2 separate regions of the Homo sapiens genome follow, and region 2 is linked to region 1. The links are chromatin contacts, found by Hi-C or POLR2A ChIA-PET in ENCODE. All regions are on one chromosome and are shown on one strand. The core of a region is the stretch at or near the end of the contact, and the rest is flanking DNA. Distances in the headings are between cores, read along the strand shown. Region 1 has its middle 33 kb from the start of TUBA1C. Region 2 overlaps KMT2D (lysine methyltransferase 2D).

The links. Hi-C counts contacts between places; a loop is a spot of excess contacts on that map. ChIA-PET counts read pairs that join two places held with the same protein, here RNA polymerase II (POLR2A). Pooled maps may share reads with other maps.
Region 2: a loop to region 1 is called in a pooled map, with 2.1 times the contacts of the local background. The contact joins two enhancer-like sites. A Hi-C loop is called at or near these places in 1 of 37 single-sample maps with no recorded cell type and 1 of 50 pooled maps. POLR2A ChIA-PET finds 5 or more read pairs at or near these places in 6 of 52 experiments (AG04450, CD4-positive, alpha-beta T cell, CD8-positive, alpha-beta T cell and 3 more).

Annotation. Positions count from the first base shown.
Region 1 is chr12:49,229,085-49,235,995 of GRCh38, forward strand. It overlaps a transcript of TUBA1C not described here. Among named protein-coding and RNA genes, the nearest start is that of TUBA1C, 33 kb to the right of the region's middle. RefSeq lists a silencer at 5,393-5,682. Within about 2 kb of position 5,512, at least 36 of the 41 ENCODE cell types and tissues checked have a DNase peak (open chromatin) inside an H3K27ac peak, as active enhancers do.
Region 2 is chr12:49,042,713-49,047,694 of GRCh38, forward strand. KMT2D (lysine methyltransferase 2D) reads right to left here. Exons shown (of 55, transcript NM_003482.4): 16 at 3,897-4,078; 17 at 3,548-3,712; 18 at 3,353-3,462; 19 at 3,208-3,255; 20 at 2,032-2,253; 21 at 1,691-1,810; 22 at 1,488-1,592; 23 at 1,156-1,286; 24 at 923-1,070; 25 at 651-716; 26 at 364-474; 27 at 29-166. Among named protein-coding and RNA genes, the nearest start is that of KMT2D, 16 kb to the right of the region's middle. Within about 2 kb of position 1,251, at least 2 of the 41 ENCODE cell types and tissues checked have a DNase peak (open chromatin) inside an H3K27ac peak, as active enhancers do.

The sequences.
Region 1 (6,911 bases), core at 4,262-6,761:
TTGGTCTTCCCTGGACATGAAGGAGGCGGTGGATTTTAGCTTGGTGTATTTGTATCACTTTCCCCACTTTACTGCATGTTGCGAACCTTTATCTTTTTTGCGTGCGTGTGACAGAGTCTCACCCTGTCGCCCAGGCTGGAGTGCAGTGGCATAATCTCGGCTCACTGCAACCTCTGCCTCCTGGGTTCAAGCAATTCTTTGCCTCAGCCTCCCGAATAACTAGGATTACAGCTGTGCACCACCATGCCCAGCTAATTTTTGTATTTTTAGTAGAGACAGGGTTTCACCATCTTGGCCAGGCTGATCTTGAACTCCTGACCTCAGGTGATCCGCCCGCCTTGGCCTCCCAAAGTGCTGGCATTACAGGCGTGAGCCACCACACCCAGTCTATTTTTTAACAGCATCACTTGTTTCTTTTCTGTCCTTTCTTTCTTTACATACCCCTTATACGAATAAATTATCTTGTAAAAAGACAAAGGAAAAGTCTGCCGGTACTGCTCACTTCACCCCAAACCCAGTCCTCTCCCCAAAGAAACCCCTGTTAACAATTTGGGGGTGTAACCAACTATTTCTTACCTGTTTGCATAGAGGTGTGTGTGTGTGTGTGTGTGTGCACATCACATTGTTTTGTGTGACTTTTTAAGAGATAAATGGTGCCATGTTGTGCTTTTTATTCTTAACTTGCTTTTTTTTTCTTTTTAAATTTATTTCATTATTTTATTTTTTGAGATGGAGTCTTGCTCTGTCGCCCAGGCTGCAATGGCACAGTATAGGCTTACTACAACCTCTGCCTCCTGGGTTCAAGCGATTCTCCTGCCTCAGCCTCCCTAGTAGCTGGGACTATAGGCGTGTACCACCATACCTGGCTAATTTTTGTATTTTTAATAGAGACAAGGTTTCACCATGTTGGCCAGGCAGGTCTCAAACTCCTGACTTCGTGATCTGCTTGCCTTGGCCTCCCAAAGTGCCGGGATTACAGGCATAAGTCAACATCCTGGCCTTTTTTTTTTTTTTCTTTTTTAGAACAGTCTATGCCTTGTGGAGATCTTTACCTGGCAGTATGCTTAAATCTAATTCATTCTATTTAACTCTTACATAGCATTCCATGCATAATGACTTGTACTGTTTTCTCTTGACCTCATCTGTGCTTTTGAAATGGTTTAATGGCATACAAGTCAACATTTAACCATATTTGTATTTATGGGGCAGGGAGAGACAGGTGCAAGCTTTCTGGCTGGCTGGAGTGTTACTAAAAACATAGGAGAAGAAGGAAAGGTGAGACACGCCCACGCCAGTACTGTGAGCCCAAGTGAGAGGCCTGGGGCAGGTACAGTGTTATCAGTAGATTCGTTCCCTCTCTGCCTCTGAATATTTGAGCATTTACCTTTTTCTTGAGCCCAGCTGTTCTCCAGACATTTATTCCTTATATATGAGATAACAATAACATCCTCCACAGGGTGCCATGGGGATTAAACTAGAAAATGCACAGGAGAAGACATCAAGCCCAGGCATACTGCGACATGTTCCGTTATGAATTGTGCCTGTGCTGACCCTTTTCCCTCTCCCTCTCAAATCATGTATTGCTTTTTAAATTTTATTTGAGCTCGTTTGCTCTGAAGGACTATCCCTCTCACTTCAGATATTAGGTTGCAAGGCTCAAAGCAGGGTGGTTAATAAATGGAGCTATGGAGGTCATCATGAGATGTTCTGGTGCAGGATTTTGCCTGAAAGCATTGGAAACTGACTGAGAGCTGGACTCAAGTCCTGATGTGGACACTTACTAGCGGTGTGACTTGGGTAATGTTTTGTCATCTGGAAAATAAGCGTAATCCTAATAGTAATACTTAAGTCTGTGGGGTGTGGTCAGATATAAATGAGATAATGTATGAAAAGAACTTAGTATCGTTTCTGGTATACAGGAAGGTCAGCTGCTGTCATTGTTATTTAGAAAGGTTGCACCATCTCCACTTCTGTTTTCTGGCTATAAAGTATCACTGTCTAGCTTCCTCAGAAGTGACAATAAAAACAGGCTTAATCTCAGAGCACAGCTGTTTGTTGTTCCATTAGTCCATCATTATTTTTTAATTGTTGTTTTTTATAGTCAGGGTCTCATTCTATTGCCCAGGCTGTAGTGCAATGGTGCAATTATAGCTCACTACAGCCTTAAACTCCTGGGCTCAAGTGATCCTCCTGTCTCACCCTCCCAAGGAGTTGGGACTAACTACGGGCATGCACCACCACTCCCAGCTCTAATTTTTAAAAAATTTTTGTAGATATAGGATCTTGTGTTGCCCAGACTGGTCTCATACTCCTGGGCTCAAGCAATCCTCCCACCTCAGCCTCCCAAAGTGCTGGGATTACAGGTGTGAGCCAGCACTAATTTCTTTTTTAAGTATTCCGAGTGACCACTGCATGTGTAATACCTTGCTGGGCACTGTGCGAAATATAAAGGAAGTGCGAAACAGGGCTCTTGCCCTCAAAGTGCTTACAACTTTTAAATTTAATCTCCTTAACACTGGAGAGAACACGGCGTAGTATTGTGAACGTATGTGCCATGGCTATTTTTCTTTAAACTTCTGCTACTTAAAAAAAATAGATGATAGATAGATAGATAGACAGACAGACAGACAGACAGATAGATAGATAGATAGATGGAGTCTCGCTATGTTGACTAGGCTGGTCTCGAACTCCTGGCCTCAATTGATCCTCCCATCTCAGCCTCCTGAAGGGCTAGGATTACAGGCATGCACCACTGCGCCTGGCCTTCTGTTACTTTCAGAGGCATCCATAATTCTTGGACACCTGCTCATATGTTCTGTGTCTAGCTTCAGAATTATTGTAGAAGCTTGCCTGAACGTCACCTATAGAACCTGAGCCATTAGATCATCTATCCCTAAACGCTAATGCTGGGCTGATTTCCTGGCTGGGGGTGGCTCTCATTTCCTCCAGAGGGCCTGACAGAAGGAGGACAAGAGCTGATTGGGAGGAGCTGCCCTCAGGGCCACCCAACGCTTGCTTTCACAGTAACCTGCAGATAGTCCCTTGTTCTGGACACAACAGGAGTGGATATTTAGCAAGCAGATGAAATCCAAAGAGCAGAAACTGTCTGAAAGGGCCTGAGGATGCTGTGTGAAGGGAATGAAGCAACCTCATTTTTGCGGATAAATTCCCCGGAAATAAACCTATAGTATTTACAAAATGTCCACCTTGTCCTTCTCAGCACAGTAAGCTTTCTCTGACCCACAGAACCCATTTTCTGTTTGGATATGAACTCATTGCAGCCTGCCCAACATGAAATTCCAACTGGACATAAAAGGGCACTTCAGCTGTCAAGCCACGTGTGGATTTCGGTTTAAGAATCAGCCCAGGCAGCAGATGCTCCAAGTGCTTGGGGAGTGGCACGCCTATTCCTGATACAGAAGTCAGGCACCCTTTGTCTTGATCCCCCACTTAAATCAGGGATAGGCAATTCTGAATTTTTAAAAAGGCGCTATGTTAAATCCTTCTTATGAGAAAAAAATATCACTTATAATGTAGAAAGTTGAGGTTTCTCAGAGAGCTCTCCCTTTTACTGCTGAAGGGGCTTCTCAGCAGGCAAAGATATCTGCTCAGTAACTTATACTTCTGTGAAGAAGAGATTCCTAAGTGTAAGATGTATGACTTGTCGTTTTGGGGTTAAGTACAATCCCAAACACTCTGTCTCCACCACCTTTTTTCTGGAGGTGTTCTTTTTATTTTATTTTTTCAAAGTGGGGCACATTTCAGAAATTTTTGCTGGGAAACTCAGAATACAAACTTAACGGCATGTTAAAATTCTAAAAATAGTTTGACCCTGCATTTCACAGAGTTCAGGGCTTCAAAACTGTGCTGTCCAAACATGATTGGTGATTAATTGATTTTGACCCCCTGCAAGAAGTGAAAGCAGCTGGTTTACGAGACTTGAGAGACAGCCGATTTTCCAAGGGAGAACAAAGAAAAAGTGGCCACCCCTCCCCGCTGGGAGCGCGCTTTGCTTTGTCTGAGCGGACTCTCTCCAGGGACTGCCGCCGGGGAGGCTCAAAGCTGTGTCCTTGCGATTAGTTTGGTACACTTGGTTCAGCAGCCTGGGGAATGTGGGGAGATGTGTGCCTGCACAGTATCAACGTTATCAGCTGCCCTGTTCATGTCGCCTCTCCCTGAAGGACACTTTCATAACACAGTAACACTTAGGAGAAGGTTCCCCTCCTTTACTTCTGTTTCTCTGCTGATAAACAAATGTCAGGCATCTTCCTGGATCCGGGCCCTGATTCACTAAGTTACTGTATATCCATTGCCCTTTTTTGTCCTCCAAACACTGAGCTCTCAGTGCTCTTCTGGCTGGATCCAGATTGTGAAGATTACAGCCCCACTGGTTCCTTTCAGGACTTGGGGGCCCAACATTCCATCTCCAGGGCCTCAAGGAGCCTTCCATTCCTGATGGGTTCCCAATTACCGTGTTTCTGGTGCTACCAGACAAAAGAGAAGGCCCTGTTTTGACCCAGAGCCCTATAGCTGTGCCCTGATGGGAGATGGGAATTTTGATGTCTGACAACCTGATCAACAGCGTGACTCCTAGACCGAGTGAACCGTGGTCCGTCCACGAGCCTTCATCACTAGAGGAAAAACGGAGATGAATGATTATGACGCTTGAAGCAACGAACCTCTGCAAGTAGGAGGGTCCGGAAGGTTATTCCGGAATCACTGGGCAAGGTGAAGGGCAGGGCTGCGTAAGCGAAAGCGTCTGCTCAGTGCAGGGCAGCATAAACTCTGCAACATAAAAAGAGGGAAGCTGAGCTCTGGCATCATCTTGCGGGTTGCAGTTCCCGGCAACAGGGCTGGCTCCAGAGCAGAAGCGCAACCCGTCATCTTCCTGCGGGCCGCAGCCATAGGTGGAGAAAGGTGGTACCACAAGGCTCTCCCACTGGATGACGGTGACGCGCAATAAGCAGATGATTGCAGAGGCTCCTGTCAAATGGGTGCAGAGAAAAGGGAAGTGGGGAGAGGAGGAGGGACCTAGAAATGGCACTGCAACGATCCTGGAATAAAAACGAGGGGCCACAGTCAGAAATGACAAACGCCTCCACCTTGAAACGCAACCCCTAGCCCATTTATCCAATTTGCCTCTGATAACTGCTTTTAATATGTTGTAAATCCCATTAAAGCAGGAGAGAATAAATGAAAGCAGTCCCCTACCAGGTTCTAATTTTCATTCTCCTTTAGCATTGTCTTAAATAACAAGGACACCCTAAAAATCAAGTCCACCCTGTTTAGCTGTGGCAAGCGCTAAAAACCGTTAAGTTCGTTGAAACACTACTCTCCAAACCAGAGTAGGCTTCCAGGTTTCTCTGCAGAGCAGAAAGGAGGCTGTGGTTGTGTCCATGACTTTGCTTCCTTGGTTAGTACGGTGACGTGCAGCGCCAGGGCCTGGGCCTGGGCTCGGGCTCCCACCCGCGTGGCGCCGCAGTCCTGGCGAGCCCCGAGCGCTCTGTCCCCGGTGACCAGCAGGCGGCGCTATCTCCAGGCCGCAGCCGCCGCCCCGCCCGCCACGAAGGCCACTTCCGCCGCGGCCCGGCGAGCGCGCCCCCGCCACGCCCTGCTGTTTAGAAGCGGCCTTTCTTCACATATCGCTGTCCGCGAAAGTTTCTGAACTCTTGTGACAATTAATGCTGTTTGAAAACCTCCCTCTTGGGTCTTTTGGAAGAGTGGACATCCTAAAAAAAATTTTCTTTTTGGAGACGGAGTATTGCTTTTGTTGCCCAGGCTGGAGTGCACTGGCGCGATCTCGGCTCACTGCAACCTCCGCCTCCCAGATTCAAGCGATTCTCCTGCCTCAGACTCCCGAGTATTTGGGATTACAGGCACCCGCCACCACGCCCATCTGATTTTTGTATTTTTAGTAGAGACGGGGTTTCACCATGTTGGTCAGGCTGGTCTCGAATTCCTGTCCTCGTGATCCGCCCGCCTCGGCCTCCCAAAGTGCTGGGATTACAGGCGTGAGCGACTGCGCCCGGCCAAAAAAAAAAAAAAAATTAATTTGGGATTGCGTAATCAAAAAGTCTTTTAGACATCTCAAATGCATTGCAACTTATTCGAATAAAAAGGGCTCCTGACACGGACAAAAAGGCAGTATAGGTTGAAAATTAGAATGCTTAAAAAAAAAAAAAATTCCCCTTCCTGTTAGTTCCAGATTTTTCTGCAAGCTTGGAGGACAGCTCGCGAAAATTCAGCTGGGGCGCCATCTGCTGGACGCGCCGCGCCGCTGCAAGGCCCTTTCCGGAAAGGTGTCGGGGTTGCAGGTCAGCGCCCCATTTTTTGTCCAGGAGAGACTCGCTGGCACCTTGGCTGGACCAGGCTGGGCGCAGTGGCTCACACCTGTAATCCCAACACTTTGGGAGGCCGAGGCAGGTGGATCACCTGAGGTCAGGAGTTTGAGACCAGTCTGGCCAACATGGTGAAACCCCGTCTCTACTAAAAATACAAAGAGTAGCTGGGCCTGGTGGTGCGCGCCTGTAATTCCAGCTACTCGGGAGGCTGAGGCAGAATTGCTTGAACCTGGCAGGCGAAAGTTACAGTTCGCCTGGGAGGCGAAAGTTGCACTCCAGCCTGGGTGACAGGGTGAGACTCGGTCTCAAAAAAAAAAAAAAAAAAATCTTACATAGTTTTTAAAAAATAAAAAGAGACCAGGCTGACTCTCTGCAAGAAAGTGGCCTGTGTTGAGGAGCCCTCGGGCCTCAATGAGTCGTCATTTGTTACATTGCTGGTCTCTGAGGAAAACCTGAGGCTCAACTCATTTAATTTCCTCCACCGGCCCACGGGCACAGGGCTACAAACTAAAACTATGCTTTCCATCAGTGCACACAGCGGGTTTCAGGGACAGAAATCACAATGTGCTT
Region 2 (4,982 bases), core at 1-2,500, 190 kb before region 1:
GTCTTCAGACCACTCCCACCTGTATTACCTTGAAGAAAGGGCCTCTGCAGTGGCGTACGGCTGCCTTCTAGGCCAGGGGTTCCACAACCCAGATGCTGTTCTCGTTCAGAGCCCAGAACATCCTTGAAGAGCTGCTGCAGGTCCTTGGATTCCATCTTGGGCAGTTCTGTGGGGGAATGAAGGACACTGTTGAGGAAGACTGGGAAGTTCAGGTGACACCACAGGTCTACAAATGATCATGGCCAGGAACAGTCCAGGACTCCCCACCAGAGAAGCTGTACAGATCACAGTCCCAAAGATAGGACCTCCTCCTTCTCCCATAGAAAACCCTTATACACAAAGAGGTACGGGTCACAGCCTCACCTTCTGTGGAAATCCTGTCTAAGTCAGAGCTAAGCATCCCTTCACCTGGGGTGCCTGGCTTCTCAGGGTCACTGGGCACTGGGGATGCCTTCACGCCCCCATCCTCAGGTCCTGTAAATGCCAGGAGAAACCCATGGGTCAAGGCCAGGATGGGTCATGGCCACTCTGAACCACAGAGGGCCATGGGACAGTTTCCAGCCTCCAACACTGACAATGCTCAGGGGCACAGCAGAGGGACAGAGGCAAGCAAGGCCAAGACAGGACACAGTAACCCCGGCAGCCCTCACCTGGTGTATCGGCTTTGCCCTCGAGGCCACGGGATTCTTCATCTGCAATATCTGGACCATCATCTCCTATGAGCAAGAGTCCCCCCTCCAATCAGAGATGTCCTACATCTGATGCCCAGAACAGGTCTCCAGTCCCACAGCCCTACAGGCCAGGACCCTTGACCCCACCCTTGACTCCTGGAGGCCAGTCCATTTCCCATCAAATAACTTGCCAGCTCCTAAGCCAGAAGAAAGTTGGATTCTCTCACACCACTCACTCCCACATAACTAACCTTTCTGCGATGTGGGGAGTTCCTTCCTTTCTGAGCCTCCATCTCCCTTGGCTTTTGGGGTCCCTAGTCCAAAGCTTGGCCGGCCCACCCCAACTGCAAAAAGGGCCTTACGGCTCAGGTCCAGCAGCTCCTTCCCAAAGAAGGCTTCCTGTGGGGCAGTCAAGGAGAAACAGTTTTCTTCATGCCCTGCAGGGCACAGACACCTCCCTCACTGCTTGGAGCCTGAGACCCACCTGCAAGTAAGCAGGGAACATGTCCTCCAGTTTGCTCTTCTTGCGCCCTCGCCGCTGTTGCTTCTTCTTCTCATCCCCTTCAGCTAAGCTCTGCTCCACGGCGCCCTCTGCAGGCAGGTCAGCAGGTATCACTGTGGACAGAACGGAAGTGTCAGACTCGGGTTGAGAGCATGCTGCTCCCAACTTGCAGGGTGACACTTTGTGCCTACTCTCTCCCACAACACCAGCTGGGTCTACCACCCTCTTGGCCCTTTCAATGAGTCCACCCCCTGGGTCTCTCTAGCATTGCCCCACCTTCTCCCAGGCCCCACTGGTGCCCTCACCCGTCTCACCCTCGTCGGGCTGCCCATCCCCACTCAACACCTCCGCCTGTGCAGCAGGCCCCTTTTTCGTGCGTGTGTGGGATTTCCGCTGTCGCACCATGAAACCACCAATGCCTATGAGGAGGCAGAGTTGTGGATGAGAAGCCGCTGGGGGACCTATTGAGCTGCCCCGCACCACCCCACCACCCCACAACCCCATCCCAGGACCTCACCAGGCCGATATGGTTTACGCTTGCGTTTTTTGCTTTCCTCGGTCTCCTCTTTGCCAGGCTCCACATCAGGGCTGACGGGGCCCTCCAGTTTAATTTCGCACTCCATGTGCTCCACACCACCTGCGTATGGTGACAGAAGAGATGGAGGCAAATCAGAACTATAGGCCCTTTTAACCTTGTCATCCTGCCACTGAGAGAGCTGAATACCTTGCCTCAGAGCCACTTAGACGAGACAGCAGTGCTTAAGGGTAACTGAGTGGCAATGTAGCCCCCACCCAACATCCCACTCCCAGAGTCACGCTCCCCCTACTCTGCCGCTCCCTAAGATTCCCCAAGCTAACCTTCACCCTTGAGCAGCTCATCGGTGTCCAGGTCCCCATCCTTCTTGTCATCAGGGCCAAGGGCATCTGAGGGCTCAGAACCCTCCAATCCTGCCTCGCCTGGGAGGCCAAGCCGTCCTCGCCGTTGGCGCCGCTTGTGCAGTGGTGACATGGTCAGGTTACGCAGCAAGGCCATGCCAGTTTCTGTCAGCCACACACCTTCGAAGCGAAAGTACTGGGGCTCTGCATAAGAGGAAAGAGTATGTGATCCCTGGATGGAAGCCCCAGGGAAACCAGAACTGCAAGTTTCAACCTATGTCCTTAGCTGAGACAAAGGCAGTGACAAAAGTCCAGCTTAGGGTCTAAATGCTGAGGAGAACAGGCCACCAAGGGGCACTGGCTGAGGCCCGAGTTCTCTGTCAGTGACCCAGGGAGATTCAGAGAGGAACTGTAACTCAGAAGCCTGCCTTTGCTCATGATTAACCCTAGGTTCACTAAATAGATTCTCTTGCTGTCTGGGGCTATGAGGGCCCCTACTTGCTGAATGCCAGCACACAGTGTCCTAGATGCCAGCAGCAGTGCCATATCACGATGGAGATGTCCCTGGCCCCTTTCACTTAGGAAAAAGAGTTATGTTCTCAGCCGGGCGCGGTGCTCATGCTTGTAATCCCAGCCCTTTGGGAGGCCGAGGCTGGCAGATCACGAGGTCCGGAGATCGAGACCATCCTGGCTAACACGGTGAAACCCCATCTCTACTAAAAAATACAAAAAATTAGCCGGGCGTGGTGGCGGGCACCTGTAGTCCCAGCTACTCAGGAGGCTGAGGCAGGAGAATGGCGTGAACCCGGGAGGCAAAGCTTGCAATGTGCCAAGCTTGTGCCACTGCACTCCAGCCTGGGCAACAGAGCAAGACTCCATCTCAAAAAAAAAAAAAAAAAAGAGATCTGAAGACGAAATCCTAGCAGTGAAGAGACCATGGTGCCTGATGAAAGGAACATTGCCCGGGAAGCTGGAGACCTTGGTTCTAGGCATAACTTTGCCACTAACTTACTAGGTGACCTTGGGCAGGCCACTTAACTTCTCTGGGTCTGAGTTTCCTCCTCTTAAAATAAGGAGATGAAGCTAGGGGGTTGGAGCTAGACTAGATGATGTCCGACGTCTGGTCTGGCTTTGGCATTCAAAATTTCTGTGACTCACCTGGCTCTTTCACCTTCATGGGCACCAGCTCTGGAGGTGCAACAGGCGCTATGGAGAGAAGGACAAACGGAGGTGGCTGAGGTCCTGTCCCAAAGCAAGGTACCCCTGCTCTGACTCCTCCCCCTACCCAGCAGCTGGTACTCACCCACAGGCTTTACCACGTAGGGCTGGCAGGAGACACAGTCAAAGCCTTCATCGGCTGCCTGCTCCACATCGTCCTCTGTGAAGAGGCTCTCACAGCCTGCATGCATCCACCTGGAGAACAGAGACTGGAGGAAATAAGCTCAGGCAATGCGAGGCTGGCAACAGGGCCAAAGTGAGGAGAAAGGGATGTTCTCACCGTTCACAGTGGCGGCACTGGATTAGTAGGTCCTCTTCTACGTAAGGAGCATGACAGATAGGGCAGGTCACCAGGCTGGCACAGGGCCCACAGTGTGTGTAACTATTCTGCCATTCACAGTGGAAGCCAGGGGAAGCAGCCCCACACTGCATACAGGACACACACCTGATAGGAGCAGGAAAACAGAGCTTTAGCACCCAACCTACCCGAAGTACCCAGAAGTCCCCTCACCGGAAACCCAAGCCACCAGCCTGGCCTCCTAAACCCAGCCTCTGTCACATACTCAACATCATATCCACTTTAACATCTCAAGGCCCCAGGGCTCCACTGAAGATCCCAGTCTCCTTACCACTTGCACTTCCAGCCGCCCTTGGGGACGGTGAGCAGTGGGGGGTCCAGGCAGTATGTGTGGTAGCTAATATCACAGTCATCACAGAGCAGCAGGCGTGAGGGGTCGGAGGCCTGGCCACACACCTCACACACAATACACTCCACACAACGCCAGCCCTTGAGCAGCATCACCTTGGTGATCTGGGGCAGAAGATGGGAACTTCTCAGGGTGTGAGGTGGAAAAGAGGTAGAACTTCTTTTTATTTTTTTTTGGAGATGGAGTTTTGCTCTTGTTCCCCAGGCTGGAGTGCAATGGCGCGATCTCGGCTCACTGCAACCTCTGCCTCTCAGGTACAAGTGATTCTCTTGTCTCAGCCTCCCAAGTAGCTGAGATTACAGGCACCTGCCACCACACCTGGCTAATTTTTTTGTATTTAGTAGAGTCAGAGTTTCACCATGTTAGTCAGGCTGGTCACCAACTCCTGACCTTAGGTGATCCACCCGCCTCACCCTCCCGAAGTAAAGTGCTGGGATTACAGGTGTGCGCCACCGTGCCCAGCCTAGGAGGTGGAACTTCTAAGGGTGAGGCTGGAGGCAGCCCAATGCAGAGACTAGGCCTCCATTTGAGCACACAGAGACTTAGGCAGAGCACCCTTGTCCCCAAAACAGTGACTCTAAACTTAGGCTCCCAATGATCTCTGCTGATCAGAGAAGAGCTGCACTAGCCACTGCCTCATTGTGAATAGAATAGCAATCTTTCCACTAGCCAAGCCCCTAAAAAGAGACTGTGGACCGAATTAGGTCCCCCAGTTTTTCCTTTTTTTTTTTTTTTTTTTTTTTTTGAGACGGATCTCACTCTGTTGCCCAGGCTGGAGTGGAGTACAGTGGCGTGATCTCGGCTCACTGCAACCTCCGCCTCCTGGGTTCAAGCAATTCTCCTGCCTCAGCCTCCCGAGTTGCTGAGATTACAGGCACGCGCTACCACACTCAGCTAATTTTTGTTATTTTTTAGAAGAGACGGGGTTTCACCATGTTGACCACGATGGTCCTGAACTCCTAATCTCAGGTGATCCACCCACCTAGGCCTCCCAAAGTGCTGGGATTA